Linked DNA regions of Homo sapiens: region 2 is linked to region 1. The links are chromatin contacts, found by Hi-C or POLR2A ChIA-PET in ENCODE. All regions are on one chromosome and are shown on one strand. Each heading gives the region's core, a stretch centred on a gene start or an enhancer-like site at or near the end of the contact. The rest is flanking DNA. Distances are from core to core; before and after follow the strand shown. Region 1 holds the start of LINC02212 (long intergenic non-protein coding RNA 2212). Region 2 overlaps ANKRD33B (ankyrin repeat domain 33B).

Region 1 (6,545 bases), core at 2,721-5,220:
AAGGGCTCACTCTGGGATTCCGGTGGACATACATTTTGGAAAGACACTGTTCAACCCAATATAGAGTCTTTCCTGTTTTGAAGTAAGTTTTTGCTAAATTCAATTTTAGAATGCCTTCCTCCACTTCCTTGAGCTTGGATAGTTTAGAAATTTGAAAATTTGCCTGTTAGGGTAATCTCCGTATCTTAACATAATGTAAGTTTATTTTGGTCACGTGAAGTTCAAAATGAGTGATCTTGAGGGGCAGTTGGTGTCCATCTAAGCAGTGATTTGGGGGCCTGAGCTCCTTCTATGTGGGATGCCCCAATCTTCCATGTGGGAACCCTCCAAACTTCCATGTGGGTCCCAAGGTCCCTATGCTCCCCTGTCTCAAGCTGAAGGGGAAGAGCATGGCGTGTGGGGAGCCAGGCCAGGAAGTACTGCTCATCCTGTCCATGCGTATTCACTGGGCCAGAATTCAGCTACAGGCCACAGTGAAGCCAGGAGGGGTAGGCTGGCCGTGCACCCAGGAAGCAGAGGAAGGGGTTGGGGAAGAGCCGCAGCTGAGGCTGGCGAGTCAGGATGGCGCCTGGAGGGCAGCTCCTCCTAGGACTCATTTCCCTTTGCTTTCCCCCCTTCTTCCGCCTCTCCACCTTGCTAGCCCTGGCGGGTCTCTAGTCAAGAGGGTCAGTTTCCAAACCTCATGGCACGAGACCCTTCCCCACTGACATGCAAACAGCAAAGGAGCACCTCCCATTTAAGGGGAGACTGAATGATCAAATGCTAAAGGAATACATCTTTGGGGGTGCTGTGAACGCCCTCAGTGAATCTGGGTGATCCAGCCTGGTGGATTGTGGGGGCCCTGAAGGTGCGCTTCTCACTAAACCTCCCTCTATGCCCACTAGGAGCCCACTGCATCTCAGAGCAGGGGATGGAACAGTTCCCCTGGGGCGGGGCTGGTGCTTAGGAAGCTGGGCCCAGGTATCCTGGACGGAGTGCTTGGAGTCTTGTCTGAACAGGATCCTCAGGCTGTGCCACACAGTCCCAGGGCAGATTACACTTGACACCTGCCCCCTCACTGGCCACTTCACCTTGCCAGTGGTTTTCAAACTGCCAGGCAAGGCCAGTTGAAACCAGTGCTTAAAAATAAAACAGGGCAGGGTACAGTGGCTCATGCCTGTAATCACAAGAATTTGGGAGGATCCCTTAAGCTCAGGAGTTGGAGACCAGCTGGCAACATAGTGAGACTTTGTCTCTACTAAGAGAAAAAAAATTAGCTGGGCGTGGCAGTGGGTGCCTGGAGTCCCAGCTACTTGGGAGGCTGAGGTGGGAGGATTGCTAGCCCAGGAGGTTGAGGCTGCAGTGAGCCGAGATTGCACCACTGCATCCAAACTGGGTAATAGACTGAGACCCTGTCTGAAAACACACACACACACACACACACACACACACACACACACACACAAAACCTACTAGAAAAATACCAGGTACATAGAACACAGTGAGAGAAAGTACTGTGTCATTAAATCTTGATTCCATGTTTATATGTATATTTTCTGGGTTGTGATATAAAACATTTCTTTCCAAGTGAGGCAATCAAAAACTGAAAGCTGGCCAGGCACAGTGGCTCACCCCTCTAATCTCAGCACTTTGGGAGACCAAGATGGGAGGACTGCTTGGGGCCAGGGGTTCCAAACCATTCTGGACAACATAGTGAGACCCTCATTCTATAAAAAATTAGTTTAAAAAATTAATTTAAAAAATTAGCCAAGTGTGGTGGCATGCACCTACAGTCCCAGCTACTTGGGAGGCTGAGGTGGGAGGATCACCTGAGCCCAGGAGGTTGAGGCTGCAGTGAGCTATGATCATGCTACTGCACCCCAGCCTGGGCAACAGAGTGAGAAAGATCCTGTCTCAAAAAAACAAACCAAACCAAAGAAATTTGAAAGCCACTGTCCTATGTGGAAGAATTTGGAAGTCAATGATAACACAGGGAGGTAGTAATTATTTTCCAGGTTTCAGAAGTGCTTGTGGGTCCCGATAGGAGAGATGCTGTGATGGTGTGAGGTCAAGGAGGACTCTGGGCTGGGTTGAATCGGGGCTGTACCACTTCCCTCAGGAGGTCCTTGTGAGGGCGACTCCATTGCCTGGGCCTCCACTTTTCATCTGTAAAATGGGCTAAATATCTACCTTGATGGGGAGGAGGAGGATGAAATAGCTCCTCACTCTTGAATGCTCCCTGTCCTAGGATTTGTTCTGAGTCTTTTATGTATATTACATCAGTCTTTCTTCACAATATCCCTCTGGTTAAGTGCTAGTACCATTAGTTTATCAGTACAGGTAAGGACACTAAGACACGGAGAGGTGAAGTCACCTGCCCAAGTGAGCTGATGTCAATGAAAATCTGTATCATGCCAAATACTGTGTCTGGCACATAGCAAGCACAGAGCAAATTTTAATTTTCTTACCCTTAATTTTGTTTCAATCGCTTTAAAGGATCCTCAGATATAGGCAGACAAACAAGCTGGTGGAAGATGTGTGAGAAGCACACTTCAAACTGCCAGGAAGCTGGCTTCTATGGAGTCCCAAAGTGTGAAATTAGCTCCTCTTCTGTGAGGGTCCCTGGAAACAGTGGCTGCTCCCTGCAGGAGGCAGAGTCCCTGCAAGCCCTACTCTTCAGCATCAGAGGAACTGCAAGGGAAGTCAAAGAAAGGGGACCCTCCCCTCCAGCCCTTAGGGGAAGACTCATCGATGGTTTCAGGGAGGAAAGAGAATGATGGGCCTGGCTCACAGTACACTACCTTCTTGCTGGATTTTAAAGATTAGAGGCCCAGGAACCCCCAGCCCTACTCCACACCCTGCAATACAGATCAGCTTCAAGGGGTCTCCACCTCCCCTGCCCACGATGGCCGGCCCCACTCCTCCAGTAGAGACTGTGGGCCCCACTGTCTGGAGGCCAAGGGAGAACAGAGCTGCTTCTCCCTGGGGGAGATCAGACAAGTAATTAGACCAAACTGCAAGAGGCAGCTATGTCATTGCTTCTCAGAAATGATAAACAGCGCAAAGAGAGGATTGCATCACTTCTTCCCAGGGTCGCTGGGACATTTGCTCTCAGAGTCCAAGCTGGGTCGCATTTTAATCAGAGGGGGGCTGTGGACTGATTCCCTGCCGAGTGCAGAAATGTTTCATCAGCAATTAGTATGAGCACTCCAAAAGGAAGCTACACGTTCTCCTTGCCTTGTTCCCACGTTTGCTTGTTCCAAGTCGTGTCTTTATACTATCTTAACTATATAATGTCATTTATGCCATATTTTAAAATAGTTGTCTTCTTATAGAACCCATGACTTTGTTTGACTTCATTAACAAAACTTAGTAATTTACCTTGCACAGAGCCTGCCCATATGGGATATGAAATTAGTATTTGCAGAATAAAAAGATGTTGATGACAATAATAATACACATAATGACATAATAATATTAAAGTAAAAGCTAACTTGCGGGGGCCCTCTCTTCTGCCTCCTGTCTGAAGAGGGCTGCCTCTGCAGTGAGCCTGGACGTGGGACTACTGCACACATGACCCTGCGGACATCAGGCCGGGAGCAGGTGGAGGCGGGTGGCGGAGGAAGTGGTAGAGGAGGAGAGGCCAGGAGCTCCCTGAGCCAGCGCTCCCACAGAAGGAAGTTCATCAGAAAATCACAGAGGGCCTGGGACCCAAGGTCCCCCATCCCTCACCCCACCCACCCCATCAGAGGTTTGTTCCCGAGTACCTGTGTTTTAAAGTGCCCAGATGGCCTCCAGCTGCCCACTCTAGCACTTACAAGTTTGGAGTCCAGGGTCCCCAGACCGTGGGGTGGCAGTGACCACACTGGCCTCCTGAAGTGGGCAGGTCAGAGGATCCCAGGCCTGGCTGCTCAGAGTGCTGTCTGCCAGCTGGGGGTGACATTCCTGTCCTGGCTGTGACTGTCCCCTCAGCTTCCGCCTTATTCACCCCTGATGGGAGGCAGAGGTGGAGCCAGGAGAGCTCTGCTCATGACTGTGCTCCAGGAGGCTCCACCTCCGTGTGCACCCAGAAGGCCCACAGGAGAGATGTTGTAGCCTGCAAAGCACTACTGCCTGCACGACTGCACGGCCGGCTCCACAGGCTCCTCGGAAACGACAGCAGGAGCAAAGATGAGGGCTACAGTGCCAGGTGAACACCTGGGAGCCGTCTGTGTCCATCTCTGAGTTCTATTCGTTTGCTAAGGCTGACCTAAGAAAGTGCCACATACTGGGAGGCTTATAGCACACAGGTGATTTTCTCACTGTCCTGGAGACTGGATGTCCAAGGTGTGCAGGCTGGTTTCTCCGAAGGCCTCTCTCCCTGGCTGCAGGTGGCCGCCTTCCTGCTGCATCCACCCTCGGCCTTTCCTCTGTGCAACAGCGTGCCTGCGGTCTCTTCCTCTTCATATAAGGACCCCAGTCCTAGTGGATTATGGCCTACCCTAATAGCCTCATTTAACCCCCATTCCCTCCTTAAAGGTACTGTCTCCAAATACAGTCACATTGGGGGTTAGGGCTCCAGCGTATGAATTTGGGGGGACACCATTCAGTACACAGCAGGAGGAAAATCACTTTCACAGTCACACAGCACTTCCAAGCTGTGTGTGTTGCCTTACGTGTCCAGCACCATGCGTGAAGTATTGTCGCAGCTGTTTTCGTTAGGATGTGTGGGAAGAGCACATCTGTCATCAGTTCCAGCCCCCAGTGACCAAGAACACGTCCCTTTGGCTCTGCCTCTGGCTCACACTGGACTGGGACTAGAGCTCACAGCTGCAGGTGCCAGGCCTGAGGGCTGCAGGCTTGCTGCCAGGCCCAGGGCATGGGCTATCCATCCCATATTCCACCCAGGTGCAGACAGACCAACATGAGTACCCAGGAGAGCTGCAACCCCTGGGCGCCACCGAGACCCCCTCTCAGCCTGGCCCCCTCCATTCTTTCACTTGAGTAATGCAGGTTCTCTAGGTGCTATATACAGTGCTTTGCAAACTCAGCTTCCAGCTTTGTGCAAAGAGACCCTTGTGAAGGGGGTCCTTAGACTACCTTTGGGTTTGGCAACTCGCTAGTAGGACTCACAGCACTAAGAAAGGCTATTAGATTTGTGCTTACACTTTGAAAATACAGATTTAAATTAGCAAAGGAAAAAGGAACATAGAGCGGAGTCCAGGAGAAACTCGCACAAGCTTCTGGTGTCCTTGCCCTGCGGGGCTGAACGGATAGCGTTTATTTTCCCCAGCAACGATGTTTCACGGCACACTTGAGGTGTTAGCCACCATGAAAGCTTACCTATGCACTGGTGTTCAGGGTTTTCATTGGGGTCAGTCACATAGGCATGCAGTGCCCATGTGACTGACCTCGGCTACTTGGACCTCAGCCCAACAGAGGTGAAATTAATAGAGCATGGCCCAGAGCCTCGGGCACGTGTGAACAGGCTTTCATCATAAATCACACTGTTGGCATAAACTAAGGATGTGGCCCAAGGCCTCAGATACACAAAGCCACCCTTATCAGGAGGGACACTCCAAGGACTCAGGGGTCATCTCTTCGGAGCTGATCAAGGCTGTATGCAGGGTTTGGTCAACTCAGATCTGCTGAGTCACCCTTGACATCACAGCTGACATCCCTAAGTCTCTTTGGCTGGGACATGTGGGAGCTGCTGCTGTCAGTGTCAGAGGCTTTCAATTTGATTCATGTTTGACAGTATGATTTGGGAGAAATTATATATTTTATCCTAATTTTCATTTATTTCATTATCAGTGAAGCAGAACAACTCTCTACGTGTTTTATTGCCATTTGAATTTCTTGTGTACTTTGTCTAGTCATTTGTTCATACATATGTTGAGTTATTTACATTTTTATAATTTATAGGAGCCCTTATGAATTGTGCACATAAGCTCTTTGTCATATGTGGCAAATACGCTTCTACTATTTCTTTTAACTTTATTCTTTTTTGTGAGTGATACAGAAATGTATATTTTTGATGTAGTCAGCTGGTCAATCTTTTCTGTCATGATTTCAGATCTTAGTGTTAAGATCACAAAGGTTTTCTGCTCCCCAAACTATATGCTGTCCAATATATCTTCTCATGCTTTATTTTTAAACACGTAAATATCTGATCTTTTGGAATATTGTATTATAATATATTTATTATGTTATGTTATATGATATGATATTATACATTTCCTAGGGCTGTTATAACAAATCACCACAAACTGAGTGACTTAAAACAGCAGAAATTTATTCTTTCATGGTTCTGTTTGCAAGGAGGCAGCAGGGCTGTGCTTTCTTGAAGGGCTCTAGGGGAGCATCTATCTGTTCCACGGCTTTCTCTTCGCTTTGATGTCACCAGCAATCTTTGGCTTATAGAAGAATCACTTGAGCCTCGGCCCCTCTGTCTTCACACGGCATCCTCTTTGTGTGTTTGTGTCTCTTTTCCTCTTCTTATAAAGATGTCAGTCATATTGGATTAGGGCCCTCCTAATGACCTCATCTTGATTACAACTGCAGAGACCCTATTTCCAAAAAGGCCA
Region 2 (6,545 bases), core at 1,883-4,382, 130 kb after region 1:
ACAGACTGCCAGGCCCTGCCCCTGGAGTCTTTCTTTGAATAGGCCTGGGGTGGGGCCCAAGAATGAGCAGATCAACAGGTTTCCTGGTGAGGCTGATGCCACTGGCCCAGGGACCCCACATTGAGGATGGAGAGCTTTGAAGATTTTATGCCTGATGACGGCAAAGGACCCCTCTCAGTGGGCACTGAAGACCAGCAGAGTCACAGACCCCACGAGAGATGTTGTCAGACAGACACAGAGGCATCACGGAATTAAAGTGAAAATGAGGAAGGCAGGTGAGCATGTGTTCATGACTTTCCTGTGCTGTTTTGCCAAAGAGGCTGTTTAGGCCCAATCAGGTGATGTCCCATTTTAATCAATTTCATAACCAGTTTTATTTCTTTGATGATTTGTTAATTTCAAAAGCTGTCCATGCATATTTGCTTACAGCCAAAAATGACTACAAAAGTATTATCAGGGAGGAAGAAAAAGATCCCTTCTCTGTCTTCCAAATATTCCAGCTCCCTTATCAGCACTCAGGAGTCACCTCTTCAGACCTCATTCAGTCCTTTCCAAACACACACGTATGTATGTGCGCTTTGTATTCACATGACTGGGCTAGTGCTGTTGAGACTGTGTTTTTAGTGGTTTTGTTCACATGGTTATTAATCTAGAAGCTCCTGCTGTGTCGGTGTCCCTGAGCCCTGCCAGGCGCTCGTAGCCCTGCCTTCCTGCACGGGGATGTGTGGCTCATGCCCGGTTCCCCACCAAGACTTCAAATTTGAGAGGCTGCGTTATGACTGGCCTTCACTCACTGTGGTGGACCCGGCTCTTAGGCCAGTCCTTGAACATGAAGTACTTGCTTCTTAAATATTTGTTGGAAAAGAGGATATTGTGTAAAATGCATGAACCGTGGTATACTTAACTGTCCCAGTTACTGGACAGGTGGGCTTTTGAGTTAATCAACGGCAGCAAGGCTGTAGTGAAGTCTTTGGATCTGGGGTGCATCTCTGAGGACAGCGTGTTAGGATCCTGGCAGCTTGAAGCATGTTGAGTGACAGGTGGTCTCAGAGGGCTGAACAGAGGAGTTGATGAGGGCCTGTCAATTACGGGGGGAAGGGTAGAGTTAAGGGAACCAACATTGAAAGGATTAAGGGGAGGGACTCTGCAGAGAGTGACCCAGGCCAAGAAGCTGGAACCCGAGAGGCAGCCTCGGCCTAGAACCCGAGTGACACAGGCCAAGAAGCTGGAACCCGAGAGGCAGCCTCGGCCTAGAACCGCAGCCAGGGGCCGGAGTGGGAGGCAGGGCCAGATGTCCCGCTCCTTCCACCCTGGTCCCCTGCTGAGCCAACCCAGAAACCTCATTGGGGCGGAAACTGGGCAGGTGCTGTTGGTGCAGGTCAGCTTCCTAGGCCGAAAGCAGGGCAAGGAAGAGGAGAAGCAATGTGCAGACACACTCTTAGAACAGAATTGCTTCAGCAAGGGCTGTGCCTGTTTTAAGTGTATGCAGCTGCCAAGTGGTCTTTAGAAAGCTGTGGCGATTTCTCCTTTCCCCTGAGTGTCCAAGAGTGTTCTTGCAAGCCCTGGCTGAGATCAGTCTTTTCAGTATTTCCCTACTCAAATGAACCAAAACTCTGGTTTTCAGTTGTATTTCCCCAGCTCTCTTTTGAGCCTAGTACCTGTTAGGATGCTTTTGGCTTCAACCACAAGGACACTGCCTTCTCTTGCAACACAAGACATCTGCGGGCGATGTTGCAGGGTTGCTTCACTGAGTAGCTGGGTGATGCTGGGACCTAGAGCCACTTCTCAGAAATACATTCGCCTTTTCCTTCATGGTCCCAAGGTGGCCCCAGCTGCTAGAAGTGCCACGGCTTCACGTTGCAACACTCAGGGACATCAAGGAAGAGGAGCAAATCCCTGTCGGCGTTTCCCTTTATAAGACAGGAAAACATTTCCAGAAGGCTCCAGCAGAGTATCGTTGCCATCTCACCAACCAGGGTTGCGTCACAAGCCCGTGCCAAACCAGTGATGGAGGATGGCTTGTGTAGACAGCAGTCGCACTAAGCAGAATCAGCATTGTGAAGCGCAATCTTAAAGCAACCATATGTTTATATTATTTGCTATGGCAACTGGGTTGGTTGTCTGAGAGTTGGAAGCTCTGGGTTTCTGGAGGACACAGCATTTATGAGTACGAATTCGGATGCAAATGCCTTCATCTGCCTTTTGAGTGTTCTCTAAAAAGTCTAATTTCCTCGGCTATTTAATGCACAATAAAAATACAGCCAAATCTGTACTAGGTCTGTAAATGGAGAGAACGTTTGAAAATAAATCCCCATGTAATCCCTAAGTCTCATTTAGCCAGTCATTTCAACTTTCACCACCGCTCCACTAACAAAAATAAAATAAGATAACCAAAGAAAGGAACAAGAAGTCCCATGGATAGAGTTGTGTGTTTATTTCTGTTTCCTTGTTGTGCTTTAACAGAATAGCATGGACGTGGTAAAGTGAGGAAACGCCAGGGGTCTCTTTGAGCTGGTGATGGGATACAGCACGTGAAGCTTGTTTTGGGTATAAGGAACCTCTGATGTGTGCTTGCAACTTGTTATTTCTTGCATTTAATTGTAAAATTCTGAGGCTACGTGCTGAGAGCCAGCCTGGCAGGATGCTGCCCGGGGACGGGGACAGAACGGGAGGGATTCTCAGGGGCAGCTGTGGGTTTGGGCTGCGGGGGAGCCCTGGTTCCTGAGCTGAATCGGGGAGAGTCCCAGTTCAGAGGAGAATTTATGACTTGGTCAGAACCCAGGAACAATGCCTCTTCATGTTATTTATCTTATTTTATTAGCAGTGCACACGATCACGATCTTAGTGTGATCTCATTGTGATGTTCATGTTGTTTTGAAGTGCTTCCTTTTTTCTCAGTTTATACCGTTTCAAATAAGAGAGTAGAACTTGGTGAGTCTCGGTTTCCCAGCGTTGCCTTATCTTTTCCTGTGAGCTTTTCTGAGCTCTTCTGATTGGCCATGGCAGCGCCACACCCCTGCCCGCTGGCCAGCCAGGAGGGCTCCTCAGCCAGCTTGGGGCTTGCCTGGCTCCTCCTTCAGACCCCTGCCTGCCCTGCAAAGAGCAGGGATGCTGCCCTCCCCTACTAACCCTGCCCCTCCATCTGCATGGTAAATGCCTTATGCTAAGAATTCCTGGAGTCTGTTCATGCCGCGTGGCTGGTATGATGTCATATTTCCAAAGCCGACAGCTCCCTCTACTGGCCTGGTCTGGAGAACTGCAGTTTGAGTGCCTTGAGTCAGTCAATCTTAGACAACCCAATTCTGTAACATTTTCCAATTTTTAGAGCAGTTTGTGTTTATTGCCTGTTTTTTTTAGATGGAGTTTTGCTCTTGTTGCCCAGGCTGGAGTGCAATGATGTGATCTTGGCTCACTGCAATCTCCGCCTCCCGGGTTCAAGTGATTCTCCTGCCTCAGCCTCCTGAGTAGCTGGGATTACAGGTGCCTGCCACTACGCCCAGCCAATTTTTTGTATTTTTAGTAGAGACGGGGTTTCACCATGTTGGCCAGGCTGGTATCGAACTCCTGATCTCAGGTCATCCACCCACTTCGGCCTCCCAAAGTGCTGGGATTACAGGCGTGAACCATTGCGCTCGGCCAGCCCAGCTAATTTTTATTTTTTGAGATGGGATCTTGCCATGTTGCCCAGGCTTGTATCTAACTCCTAAGCTCAAGTGATCCTCTAGCCTCAGCCTCCCTGGCCTCTTCGGGCCTTGGCCTCTCTGCTGGGATTACAGGCACGAGCCACCTTGCCCACCCTGATACTTTCAATAAATAAACTTTTCCCAAAGGAGTGGTAGGAATGTTTCAGCCTTTTCATCTAATGCATATTTATTGAGCACCCCAGAGCATGCAGTCAGTTGGAAGTTTTAAGCATGTGAGCTGGGTAACGAGGGCTGTGGCGGCTGTGGGAACCCATATATGCATGGGAACGTGGACGATGAGACACCGTGGGTCAAGGGGCACCAGGGAAGACCTGGAGTTGGAAGGGATGGCTCATCAGGTCACCAAGTAAAAAGAGGAGGCAGAATATTCCAGGTAGAGGGACTCCTTGTGCAGAGGCCACTAGATTAGAGGAAGTGTGGCTCATGAGTGAATTACACGGAATGCTGGCTGTTTGACCATAAAGTGGATTGGGAGGGCATTGGCGGTGAGAGCTGAGGGTGAAGAGGTAAAAACCAGCTCATTGAAGAGTTGAGACCTCATCTAAAGAGCAGAGCCCATGGAGAGTTTCGGATGAGTAGTGGGGATGGTCAGAGGCCCCTGTTGGTGTCACCGTGCTGCTGGTGTGGAGAATGAATGGGGGCAGAAGTGGGACAAAGGAGGCTAGTCAGGACAGGAGCTGTGGCCCCATGGGGACGTGGTAGCCCAGGTCAGGGATGGAGAAACAAAGACAGTTTTAGGAAATTTAAACTTTTTTTTGTAGAGATGAGGTCTTGCCATGCTGCCTATGCTGGTCTCAAATTCCCGTGCTCAAGTGATGTCAGAGGTGCAGTTGGCAGAATGTGGTGATTGCTTGGGTGAGGGAGGATGTGGAGGGCTTGAGACTGAGTCCAGCCGTCTGGCTTGGGTGATGGGGTGACTGGTGGTGTTCATCACTGAATAAGGGATGTGGGAGAGGAGTAGCTTCGGAGGAAAGATGTTTTGGGTTTGATGCATTGAGTTTGTAGGATACCCATGATGAAATACTCAGTAGACAGATACTCAGGTAAAAAACTGAAGAAAAGAGATAGAACTGGAAAGAGTTGATGTGGAAGCTTTAGAGCTGAAACTTGGATCCACAGGAGTGTATAGGATCACCAAAGGAGAGTGTATGAGATAAGGAGGGGGCTTAGCAGGCAGCTGAGGAACAGCAGCATTTCAGGAAGGAGAGAACAGGAGCTCAGAATGTTGAGAGGGCGGAAAATCAGAAGGGTGAGCATCTGCATGTCCATGGAAAGAGCGTGTTTCAGAAAGGATGAAAGAGAGGAGTGAGTGGGAAATGCTGGGGAGATGTTGAATGTGATGAGAACTGACAAATCACCACTGAGTCTCATTGTAAGAAGGTCACTGGGGACTGCTGGGGGTGGTTTCAGCAAAGTCAGAGAGTGTCATTAGCAACAGTGAGAGTAGATGGATCTGGAATTGGACTGAAGCGGAGTTGAATGGTTGATGGAGGGTGGCGGGAACATGAAGACGGCCCACAGGGGTTGCTGTGAGTCACATATGCTTTTAAGATGAGAGACCCTTGAGCATGCATGTCAGCTAGTTATTGCTGTGTAACAAACAACTCCCATGCTCTGGGATGTTTTTATTGCTTATGCATCTGTGGATGGGCTGGGGATCTGTTGATCTAAACTGTCCTTGCTCAAGTCTGTGGGCAAGTCGGGGACCTGTTCTTGGGCACTTCGGCTGGGGCAGCTCTGCTGCATGCATTACTCATCCTCTTCCTGGGAGCAGCGAGCCAGCCTGGGCATGCTCTTCTTGGGGAGACAGCTGAGGCACAAACATGCATGAAAGTCTGGATAAGTACATTTCAACCTTCTGCTTCCATCACGCCTGCAAACATCCCATCGGCCAAGGTTCCACTAGACAGAGAACTGGGAAGTCACTTAACAAAGGGCAGTGTGAAGAAGATGGGCCATTAGTGCATTGTAGGAACTAAGGGCCTTCTGAAGGTTCACTAAAATCAACTTGCAAAAGGCAGGTGAATAAGAGAAGAGGCATACAAAAGAGGCCATGTTCCCATAACATGCGTACATGGGAGCCTTCGGAATGAAAACCCAAAAATGCAGGAGGAATTTTCCATTTTTCTGCTTAGGTTCAACAAAGTGTGGACAGTTATGTAGAAATATAGTTGGACAGGCCAGGCACGGTGGCTCATGCCTAGAATCCCAGCACTTTGGGAGGCTGAGGCAGGAGAATGGCTTGAACCCAGGAGGCTGAGGTTGCAGTGAGCCAAGGTCGCGCCACTGCACTCCAGCCTAGGTGACAGAGTGAGACTGTGTCAAAAAAAAAAAAAAAAGAAGAAGAAATATAATGCTAATAAATAGACTGAGTGGGGAAACCCCACAGGCCTGCCTGTCTCCTCGATTCTTCTAGGTTTCTCTGAGCAGCACTTCTTCCTTCTGGGAGTGACTCTCCCTGGAACAGGGGTCTTATGACCTACAGTCGGACATGGCAAGTCAGATAATTTCTTTATGTTAGGGCAGTATTTTTAGGTTTTAGGGAACCTTTAGGCTGGCCTTAGGGAAAAGGGGTTCTGGTTTCAAAGATCTGCCTTGGGGAAGAGGGATTCCAGTTTGGATGGCTGGCCTCAGGGAAGAAGGGACTGAGACATGGGAGGGCAGGAGGGCAGAGAGAAACCTTTGCTTCTGAGGCCTTCACTGTGGGGTATTGCTTTCTGAGCCCCAACAGCATTCTGAGGGAAGTGGGTCTGCAAGGAATGAGAGGTTGATGAGAAACAGGAGGGATCTGATAAATATTCCACAGCAGTGGGCAGGGAGTGGCTGTCAAGCACAGGAGGG

Evidence for each region. Hi-C counts contacts between places; a loop is a spot of excess contacts on that map. ChIA-PET counts read pairs that join two places held with the same protein, here RNA polymerase II (POLR2A). Pooled maps may share reads with other maps.
Region 2: a map of OCI-LY7 shows a loop between it and region 1 (3-fold over the local background). The contact joins the enhancer-like site here to the promoter of LINC02212 in region 1. A Hi-C loop is called at or near these places in 5 of 168 maps with a recorded cell type or tissue (B cell, CD4-positive, alpha-beta memory T cell, OCI-LY7 and 2 more), 2 of 37 single-sample maps with no recorded cell type and 12 of 50 pooled maps. POLR2A ChIA-PET finds 5 or more read pairs at or near these places in 4 of 52 experiments (AG04449, OCI-LY7, WTC11 and 1 more).

The regions. Positions count from the first base shown.
Region 1 is chr5:10,498,758-10,505,302 of GRCh38, forward strand. It overlaps LINC02212 (long intergenic non-protein coding RNA 2212), which reads right to left and starts at 3,971. Exons shown (of 3, transcript NR_104606.1): 1 at 2,448-3,971. LINC02213 (long intergenic non-protein coding RNA 2213) reads right to left here. Exons shown (of 3, transcript NR_134289.1): 3 at 6,233-6,545. RefSeq lists an enhancer at 4,392-5,286.
Region 2 is chr5:10,624,844-10,631,388 of GRCh38, forward strand. All of the region lies in intron 2 of ANKRD33B (ankyrin repeat domain 33B), which reads left to right. Among named protein-coding and RNA genes, the nearest start is that of ANKRD33B, 64 kb to the left of the region's middle. RefSeq lists enhancers at 2,751-3,030, 3,051-3,100, 6,532-6,545. Within about 2 kb of position 3,133, at least 27 of the 41 ENCODE cell types and tissues checked have a DNase peak (open chromatin) inside an H3K27ac peak, as active enhancers do; they include OCI-LY7 and endothelial cell of umbilical vein, where a contact is called at or near this core.